Regions from separate parts of the Homo sapiens genome. Here region 2 is linked to region 1. Evidence: read pairs that join two places in POLR2A ChIA-PET (ENCODE). Cell type or tissue: OCI-LY7. All regions are shown on one strand.

What was found. ChIA-PET counts read pairs that join two places held together with the same protein. Peaks named below come from ENCODE experiments on the same cell type or tissue, not always from the same donor. Only the 100,000 strongest peaks of a DNase experiment are listed, where the experiment ranks them.
Region 2: POLR2A ChIA-PET joins it to region 1 with 10 read pairs; 2 of 35 experiments call an interaction of 5 or more read pairs at or near these places.

What each region holds. Positions count from the first base shown.
Region 1 is chr1:178,573,006-178,578,005 of GRCh38, reverse strand. LOC105371632 (a long non-coding RNA gene) reads left to right here. Exons shown (of 4, transcript XR_922315.3): 1 at 1-4,713. Among named protein-coding and RNA genes, the nearest start is that of C1orf220, 33 kb to the right of the region's middle. In OCI-LY7, a CTCF peak has its summit at 4,971; DNase peaks (open chromatin) are centred at 415, 985 and 2,225; H3K4me3 peaks cover 2,649 bases; H3K27ac peaks cover 4,835 bases.
Region 2 is chr1:178,794,342-178,799,341 of GRCh38, reverse strand. The region is part of intron 4 of RALGPS2 (Ral GEF with PH domain and SH3 binding motif 2); the gene reads right to left. It overlaps LOC124904462 (a long non-coding RNA gene), which reads left to right. Exons shown (of 3, transcript XR_007066749.1): 3 at 2,069-2,155. Among named protein-coding and RNA genes, the nearest start is that of RALGPS2-AS1, 71 kb to the right of the region's middle. In OCI-LY7, no CTCF peak of the experiment used is centred here; a DNase peak (open chromatin) is centred at 3,041; H3K4me3 peaks cover 882 bases; H3K27ac peaks cover 1,456 bases.

The DNA.
Region 1 (5,000 bases):
GAATGATGATGAAGTAAAAACCCATGAAACCACAGCCAGGTCAAGAAATAGAACATTTCCAGAGTGCAGAAGTCTCAGAGTAAGCTCGGTCACAATTCTTTTTCTCCTCTAAAAGTAACCACCATCCTCACTTTTATTATAACAATTTCCTTGCTTTTCTTTAGAGTTTTACTATCTCTATATGCATCCCTAAACAATGTAGTTTAGCTTTGCCCGTTTATAAGCTTTATATCAATGGACCCTGACTCTGAGTATTTGTGTCTTGCTTCTTTTCTTCAACATTATATTTATTAACTCCAACCATGCTGTTGTTAAGTGGCTCTAATTCTTATGCTTTCTATGACAGGCCAGCATTTGGTTTGGTTCCAGCTTGGGGCTATTACAAACACTGCTTCTCTACACATTCTTGTATACATCCTGGTCCACAGCATATGCATGTACACCTGCCTTGATGGCATTTTCCCACATCAGAATTTCTCCACTTGTGAATAGGGTGTGTGAATCTTTAACCTTAGTAGAGAATGGCAACTATTTGCCAAAACTTTGCTTCAATTTAAACTCCCAAAAGCAGACTGGGTGCGGTGATCACACCTGTAATCTCAGCACTTTGGGAGGCTGAGGTGGGAGGATCGCTTGAGCCCAGGAATTCAAGGCCAGCTTGAACAATACAGTGGGACCCCATGTCTACAAAAAAAAGAAAAAAAAATAGCTGGGTATGGTGGTCCACTCCTGTAGTCCCAGCTACTTGGAAGGTGGAGGCTGCAGTGAGCCATGATCGCGCCACCGCACTCCAGCGTGGGTGACAGAGCAAGACCCTGACTCAAAAAATAAATAAAAACAAACTTCCAACAGCAGCGGTTCTCACTATATTCCATCCTCAACAGCACTTGTTATTGTCAAACTTTAAAACTTCAACTGATCAGGTGGCTGTGTAGTGAGTAACATTTCACTGTGAGTTTAATTTGCATTTCCCTGATTATTAAACAAAACCAAGAATCTTTTACTATGTTAATTGGCCACATGAATTTCCTGTTATGTGCCTGTTCAAATCTTTTGACATCTTGCTATTGCCAAATTTAAATTTCCTTTTTAAATAAATTTCATATTCATTAAAATTACATTTGACAGAAAAGTATGTCCGTCTTCCAGGGTACCTCTGCACACCTGAGAACTGTATATAGCTAAAGGTAAAATGTCTAAGATCTGTAAGCTTATAAGCAATTTTTTTTTACTATAAGTCATTGAAAAGATTATAACAATAGTTCACAGAAAAACATGGATTTAGATCATTTTTTCTTATCTCTATTTTCAAATCTAACATCCTTTTTTTGAATTTTGTCCCCTCATTTCCCTATACTTTCATAGAGAACAAACATACTCCTATATATCACAGTCCTTTGTTAAAATCAAGTGCAACCAAAGTTATTTATTATTCTATTCTGTATTTCTCATGCTGTGTGCGATATGAATTGTTAGAAGTTAGCTAAATGTCTGTAATAAAGTAGTGACACTATTGTATATATGACCTTTGCAGCTGAGATAATATTAAGTAAAATATAAATGGCTACAATAGTTATACATATCTAATAAAAATAAATAAACAGCTCACCCAAGCCTGACATCTAGCTTTTGCTCACCTTATCTCCTTTAGACATTTGGGTATGAGCTCACTGGCAAAGAGTGAAGCCCATATAATCTACCATTAAATAAATTATTCAGTAATCTGTGATGTCCTTGTAACATGAGAATCCCCTATTTAAAAAAAAATAGCTGCACTGCTTACAGAGGCACATGCCTGCTATTTATAGTCTTTATGGAAGTTGCTTTGCTAGCAAATCCAACTAGAACTCCCCGGGAATCTACAAGGATTGATGTTTACTGCAGGGTTTTTACACTGAGCTATTTTGCATATGTGTGGGTGTGTGATGCACACACAGAGGACTGACGGAGAAAGCCCAAGCAGGTATGAGGTATTTGTTAGCTCTGCTCCATTTTCCTCTTAACATTCAGGAAACTCAAATAGGGACAAAGTAACTACAGGTCACCCACAGATCCAGTGATATGTATTCCTGACTGTATCCAGGCAACTGGGGCTCTACTTTTTTCTAAGAAGACATGTTAGTTCTCTGCCAACAATGTCAGATTTCTCTCACAGACAAAGCAGACCCAGGGGCACTGAGCCTCCCTTTTTACTTCCCCTTTTCCCCCAGGTGCGAGTATGATGTCCTGAAGACAGGAGGGGATGTGGGTTGCAGGGAGTCAAGGAATCAGGGAGGCAGCTTGCAGATCAGAGTGGGGCAGATGGCCTACATGAATTCTCATTCTGGAAGGGCTGGAAAAGAAACAGCCAGGTTGGCTGGGCATGGTGGCTCACACCTGTAATTCCAGCACTTTGGGAGGTAGAGGTGGGTAGATCACTTGAGGCCAGGAGTTCGAGACCAGCCTGGCCAACATGGTGAAACCCCATCTCTACTAAAAACACAAAAATTAGCCAGGCGTGATAGTGTGCACCTGTAATTCCAACTACTTGGGAGACTGAGACACAAGAATCGCTTGAACCCTGGAGGTGGAGGTGGAGGTTGCAGTGAGCCAAGATGGTGCCACTGTACTCCAGCCCGGGTGACTGAGTGAGACTCTGTCTCAACAACAGAAAAAGAAAGAAACAGCCAGGTGTCTATTTTTTCATAGTTTCAATTAATTTTTTGATTAGAAAAATATTTTATAAATATAGAAACTTAATTGGTATGTGGATGAAGCAATTCTCTTTATAAAAGGCTCAGAATAGCCAATTAACTCCATTTTCATGAAGTATATGTCGTGTTAACTTTTGAGTTGACAATTATCAAAAAGGTTTCATCAAGTGAAACTTGACATCAAGTTATGTGTCAAAAGTAGGCATAGAATTCTTGGCATACTGAAAAAGTATGGACAGGCAAGTGAAATGGAATTATGTGAAATATTACTTGGATTTTTCTAACATGTTACACAGCTATTCAGTAATTAAAATGTTTCTGAAAAATAAAAATATAAAAGCTGCACAAATATTTAGTAACAAAAGTTGAAAAGTACAAATTGTTTTTTAAAACGAAATAACTTCAGTGAAATTTTACTACACACCTATCAGAATGGTTAAAATTTAAAATAGTGACCATATCAATTGCTGATAAGGATGTAGAAAAACTGAATCTCTCATACATTGCTGGTGGGTATAGCCACTCTAGAGAACATTTTGGAAGTTTCTTATAAAACTAAACATGCAATTACCACAAAACCCAGCAATTTCACTCTTGGGTACTTATCCCAGAAACATAAAAACATATTTTATGTTCACACAAAACCCTATATACAAATGTCCACAGCAGCATTATTTATAATAGGCCCTGGAAACAACCCAGATGTCTCAGTGGGCAAATGGTTAAACAAACTGTGGTGCATCTAGACCTTGGACTACTACCCAGCAATAAAAAGGGAGCAAACCATGGATACACACAAAACTTGGATGGATTTCAAGTGAAAAAGCCAATCCCAAAGAATTACGTATGTTATGATTTTATTTATATAACGTTCTTGAAACCATAAAATTAGTGTGAGAGAGTATAGTTTAGTGATTGGCAGGGGTTAGGGCCAGGGGGTGGAGGATGGAAGGAGAGGGAAATAGATTATGTTACAAAAAGGCAACATAAGAGATGGTGATTGATATACAAACCTCCACATGTGATAAAATGGCATAGAATTAAATACACGTGCACGTGCACACACACACACACACACACACACACAGAGTAAATGTAAGACAGGAGGGAAATCTGATCAAGATCTATGGATTGTACCATCAATTTCCTAGTTGTAATATTGCACATACTAGAGTTTTGTAAGATGTTACCATTGGAAGGAAACTGTGGATAAAAGACACATTGTATCTCTCTGTATTATTTCTTACAACCCGATGTGAATCTATAATTACCTCTATTTAATTAAATTGTAAAAAGTTAAATGGAATCTAACTAATATTCTCATGATATAGTTGTTAACCCTGTACAGAAAAAGAACCCAAGTATGAAGCCAAAGAAAGAGCAGTGGTGAAGCCTGAAAAAAGCTCAAAGCGCGGGACAAAGGCAGAGCTGGAGCTGTTCCTGCACCTGTGGGTGTATGGGGAGCAGGGGAGAGAAGGTATCAGCACAGGTCATTTTTAGGGTGCCAGGGCAGGGTTGAGGAGGGAGTTCTTAGCAGTAGAAACCCACTGTGTGCTAACAGCAGTGAGGAGAGTCCTAGCAGCAAGGGTGGGAACAGATAGGCAGCTTCCAATGGGTGCCCAAGGTCCAAGCATGAGTTTTTTTTTAACTCTAGAAACCCAAACATACACTATTTGATAAAACTAAAATTACTTTAGCTGCTGGAAGCAAATCTGTGTTTTTTGTGATCGATTCAAACCACAGATAGAGCAGGGGATTGTCTTTCGGTAGGTGTGAATGGGGCTGTATTAGTCACCAGAGTTTCAAGTGTGCTTCTGTTTAGTTATCAAACTGCAATTCCATTGATACCCCGTCTTGAGTGTCTCCTCTGTGAGTAACATGAAAAGGACCTCTGGTTAAATAGAAAACTTGTCTTGAATTTGGAATTACAACATGCCCTTACTTATTCAGGACTCAATTAACTGAGCTTCAGGATAATCCAAGGTGAAGAAAAACAAGAGCTGACAAAGAAAAGAAATGGGTGAGTCAAGACAGGCACTGGGGTCTCTTCCCACAGACCTTGGGTGGGTTCAATGGAACCTTGAGGCCTGGGTTTAACTGGGCCTAACCCCACCCCAGGGATGTATGGGGGTTAAAGGGATTAATACTAACCTACTGACTGGTTGGAAGGGCCTGGGAGTCTGGGAAATTAGTGGGAAAAACAAAACAGAAGGTACTTAGAGTCCCAATCAAGACAGCAACTTTTAATACTGATTTCTTAATGGCAATTCACAGCCTTGACCTAACCAGTTCCTTAATCCTGCTCCA
Region 2 (5,000 bases), 220 kb before region 1:
ACTTGTTCAGACTGGGTGCAGTGGCCTGTAATCCCAGCACTTTGGGAAGCCGAGGCAGACGGATCATGAGGTCAGGAGTTCAAGACCAGCCTGGCCAACACGGTGAAACCCCATCTCTACTAAAAATACAAAAAATTAGCCAGGCATGGTGGCATGTGCCTGTAATCCAAGCTACTCAGGAGTCTGAGGCAGGAGAATCACTTGAACCCAGGAGGTGGAGGTTGTGGTGAGCGGAGATCGCGCCACTGCACTCTAGCTTGGGTGACAGAGCAAGACTCCGTCTCAAAACAACAACAACAACAGCAACTTGTTCAAGCAGATACCCATTCTCCTCAATGATTTTCTCAATGGTGTCTGGGAGCCTGTCTGCTGCTGCTTGGTAGGCAGAAGCTGCTTCTCCTGTTATCCTGACAATTTTTAAGCAAAACTTCTTTCTAAAATTATCAAACCATCCTTTGCTGGCATTAAATTCTCCAGCTTTAGATACTTCACCTTCCTTTTAAGTTGTCATATAATGAGTTTGCTTTTTCTTGAATAATATTTGAGGCTATGGGTATACTTTCTTATAGAAATCCTGGACCCATTTAAAAAGCTGCATTTTCAATACAAGATAAAAGACACAATATTTCACAAAACGTGTGGGGTTTCCATACCTGCTGGTGTATGAAAAGTGATGACTTCACAAATTTCCTTTTTAAAAAAAAAACGAAACACAATGCTCCTTACACTGGATTCATTTATCTTGAAATGGCAGACAACTGCAGCTGCAGACCTTAATCTGTGGTACATTTCAAGCAATTCAACCTGTTCCTGTAATGTCGTAACTTTTCTCTGCTTCTTAGAAGCACTTCCACCACCACTAATGGTATTTCTTATGGGTCTCATGGTATTATTCAAGGTTAGGATATTGCACTAAACACAGTGAGAGATCACATTTTAACGTCATAACACAATTTACTGGAGACAGGAACTGCTCATGTGGAGATAACTGATTAGCATCATCATTTTCAGCAGATACTCTCAACACTTGAGCTCACTGTAATAGCAACGCGAGGTGGTTACAAAATTACTACAATAGAATGGTATGCACTACAGTTAATTTTATGCAGTTATGACTTAATACTGCATCTTTATGTTTCTTAATAGTTCTCTTGACCGCATATGGCAGAACACAAGGTCTTTGTGTGCATAAGTCTTGATAAATATTAACTTTTCTTAATACATTTGGATATATCTCATGGTAGTAAAAGACAAAATAGACTAGTATCTACATATATTTTATACATTCACGCCATCCCTTTTTCTTAATTTTTTTTTATATTTCTAAGCTATGTGGTTTTTTTTTTTTTTTTTTTTACAAATTGTTGGAAATCTTCAAGACAAAATTTCCAAAATATTTATTGAAAAAAATATGTGTATGAGTGGATTCTCACAGTTCAACAAGATGAAGAACAGATTTGTGGCTGCCAGGGTTAAGGCTGGTGAGGAGTAGGAGAGGAGTAATGCGATGGGTGTGACTATAAAGAGGTAGCACAGGGAGAGATCTTTGTGGTGATGCAATAGTTCTGAATCTTGACTGAGGTAGTGGTTAGATAAATCTACATATATGACAAAAATCACAGATTTATACAGACACGTATTATAAAAATATCAATTTCTTGGTTTTGATATTGTACTATAGTTATGTAAGATGTAACTGCTGAGGAAAACTGAATGAAGAGTAAGTAAATGGGACTTTTCTGGACTACTTTTATAACTGCCTATGGGCCTCTAATTATCTCTGTACTATTTTGTTGCAACTTCCTGTGAATCTATTATGTCAAAATAAAAAGTTAAAAAACAGCAATAAAAACAAAACTACATAATGAATTATGAAGCTAAAATTGCACCGGGACTCCCAAGAACTAACCCACTATTTCTTCTTAAACTTTGACATGCATTTATGGTTACCTGGCATTAAAGGAATTTTGCCCTGCCCCACCTCTACCTCTCAAGAGCTGCTAAATTTCTCTGTGATTAAAAAAAAAAAAATTGCTTTTCCCTTTGTCTCTATCTCTTTCTGTTTCAGATTCTAAGATCTTCCTCCAAGTCACACTAGAATACAATCCAGGAAATAAATTATGCCACAGATGCCATCTTGCATATTGACAGTTCAGCCTGGTCAAGAATTAGTCTATACTAAAATATCTCATATGAACATCAAAAGGTTGAAGTAAACTCAACAACTCAAAGGATGCTTTTTTCAAGGGTATGACTTAGGAATAAAACTGTTTTGAGTATACTATGTAAATAAGCCTCCATTTTAGCAAAGGCTAAATGAAATTTAGCAGCCTTGATACCCCTTAAAATTTGTTACAATGGATTTAACTTGCAATTTTAAAATCACGTAGTAAAGAGAAATCTTCAAATAGTAAATCATATATAAAGGCAATTTCTTAACAGTCATTATAAGTGTATTTGAAAGAATATTCATTGATTAATTTTAAACTATGAAACTACTAAGCCCAATTTTCACTTGCATTTATTTTGGAAGCACAGGGAGGGCAAAATCCCACAACTGATGACCACCTACCCTATGAAAGAATTACTGAATTCACAGAAGTCAGAGCTTCCTTATATCTTGTAGGTTTGTTCTGCAAAGAAATTCTTGATCTAAATTTCATCTTGTAGGTTCCAATACTCTTAAAAGGAATGTTCTAAGGGTGATGCTGTAGGGATACCTACAGATAGAAGAGAGAAAAAGCCAATATAGACTAGTATGTAGATAAGAGACTGAGGGAAGAAAAGAAAAAGCGATGGAATCTGTAAATGACTGGAAGCAGGGAGAGGGCAATGGGGCTGGGAGATCCTAACAAAGAGAAGATAATTATTGCTGAGACATCTCTGTGCTCAAAAGAGGACAGCTTTAGAGGAATACGGCATATCCATTAGCATTCAGCCTAATATGGTTATCTACAAAGAAGTCTCAGTCACACATGAAGTGCTCACTACTATTCCTATATCTTAACCCACAATATAAACTTTAAAACTAACTCCTAGGTATTAAGATATATATATATAAACCCTTCTATTTTCTAATGTACTCACATCCTCTTTTCTCTTCCTTCCTCCCAATATGTTAAAGCTGTCCGTATAATGAGATCACAGATACAGGCAGGAGCTTTCTTTTCCTATCTCTGATGTCATATACACCTACACTACCAAACAACACTTTTCTTCTCTACCTTCCTTAATCCTAATCTAAGCCTTATCTTATTATATATTAAAGAAGTTCACAGTGATGAACAGCAGTAATACAAACTGACAAAACAGCGGCAACTCGCTTCTAACACAGCAATTGGTTTATTCTGGTCTGTATAGCAGAACAATTTCAAGTCTACAAGTCTTCTTTGCTTTCTTCAAATCTCTCATTATATTTATTAATTGTTTATATTTTAATTTTAAGGCAAATGATTAATTTTCATTAAAACAAGGATAGAATTATGATATTCCTGATGCTGGAACTTTGGATGTTTCCAAGATTATATTATCTTGACATACACTAGAAGGTTTGCACAGAGAAGCTTTTTCTATATACTGTCGGAAATATCTCAATTGTTAAATTTTTCAGAAATATTTTAATAAGATACAGTCCAGGTGTGGTGGCTACACCTGTAATCCAGCACTTTGGGAGGCTGAGGTGGGTGGATCACCTTAGGTCAGGTGTTCGAGACAAGCCTGGCCAACATGGTGAAACCCCATCTCTACTAAAAATACAAAAATTAGCCAGGTGTGGTGGTAGCACACCTGTTATCCCAGCTACTCAGGAGGCTGAGGCAGAAGAACCACTTGAACCCGGGAGGCAGAGGTTGCAGTGAGACAAGATCGCACCACTGCACTCTAGCCTGGGCAACAGAGTAAGACTTTGTCTCAAAAAACAAACAAACAAACAAGAAATATTTTAATTAATAAGATTCAGAATTATCTATTACATACTTTCCCTCATTTAACCAACATTCTTCCTTGATCCCTAGTAAATCCTAGTGATCCCAGTTATATAGAGGGGCTTATTATTTTTTGAATTTAATATCTGTTTGTTGATATAATCTAAATGTCTGACTTAATGTATTGATCTACGAGGATAAATAGAGTATAAAACTTTCTTCTTTGCTTTTTTTTTTTTGAGACAGAGTCTCACTCCATCACCCAGGCTGGAGTGCAGTGGCGCAATCTCGGCTCACTGCAACCTCTGCCTCCCTGGTTCAAGCGATTCTTGTGTATCAGCCTCCCGAGTAGCTGGAATTACAGGCATGCACCACCATGCTTGGCTAATTTTTGTATTTTTAGTAGAGATGGGGTTTTTCCATGTTGGCCAGGCTGGTCTTGAACTCCTAGCCTCAAGTGATCCACCTGGCTCAGCCTTCCAATGTGCTGAGATTACAGGCGTTAGCCACCACGCCCAGCCTAAAACATTCTTTGAATGCTCTATATGTCAGACTTTCAGATATATCCTGTCACTTTATGAATACTTGAGACCCTCATAAAAGAGGCAAACAGTATCCAATGTAATAACTACAGCACAAATTTCAAGCACAGTTGATCCCCTACTTAAGGCTTATTAAAAGCACCAGAGAATTGCTACTGGAAAGAAAACCGCACTGCAAACCACCTTTTTGTCATAACTCACCTTGTGCTTAGTAACAGAAAGTTCATTCTGAAGAGAAACCCTATTAGTGTAATCAATGTAGCAATGCCTTCTGAAGAAATACAAGCTTTATAGAACATCCGATAATTTATAATAGACAAAAATCTAAAACAAAAATCCTCTAAATGTAATAACATGGAAAAACCTTCAGAATACAGTCAAGCTTCTGCAACATGAAAGAACTCACACTGGAGAGAAGCCCTATAAATAAATGTGTAAGAGCCTTCTAAAAGAAAACAATCTAAGCCAGGTGTGGTGGCTCACACCTGTAATCCCAGCACTTTGGGAGGCCAAGGCAGCTCACTTTAGGTCAGGA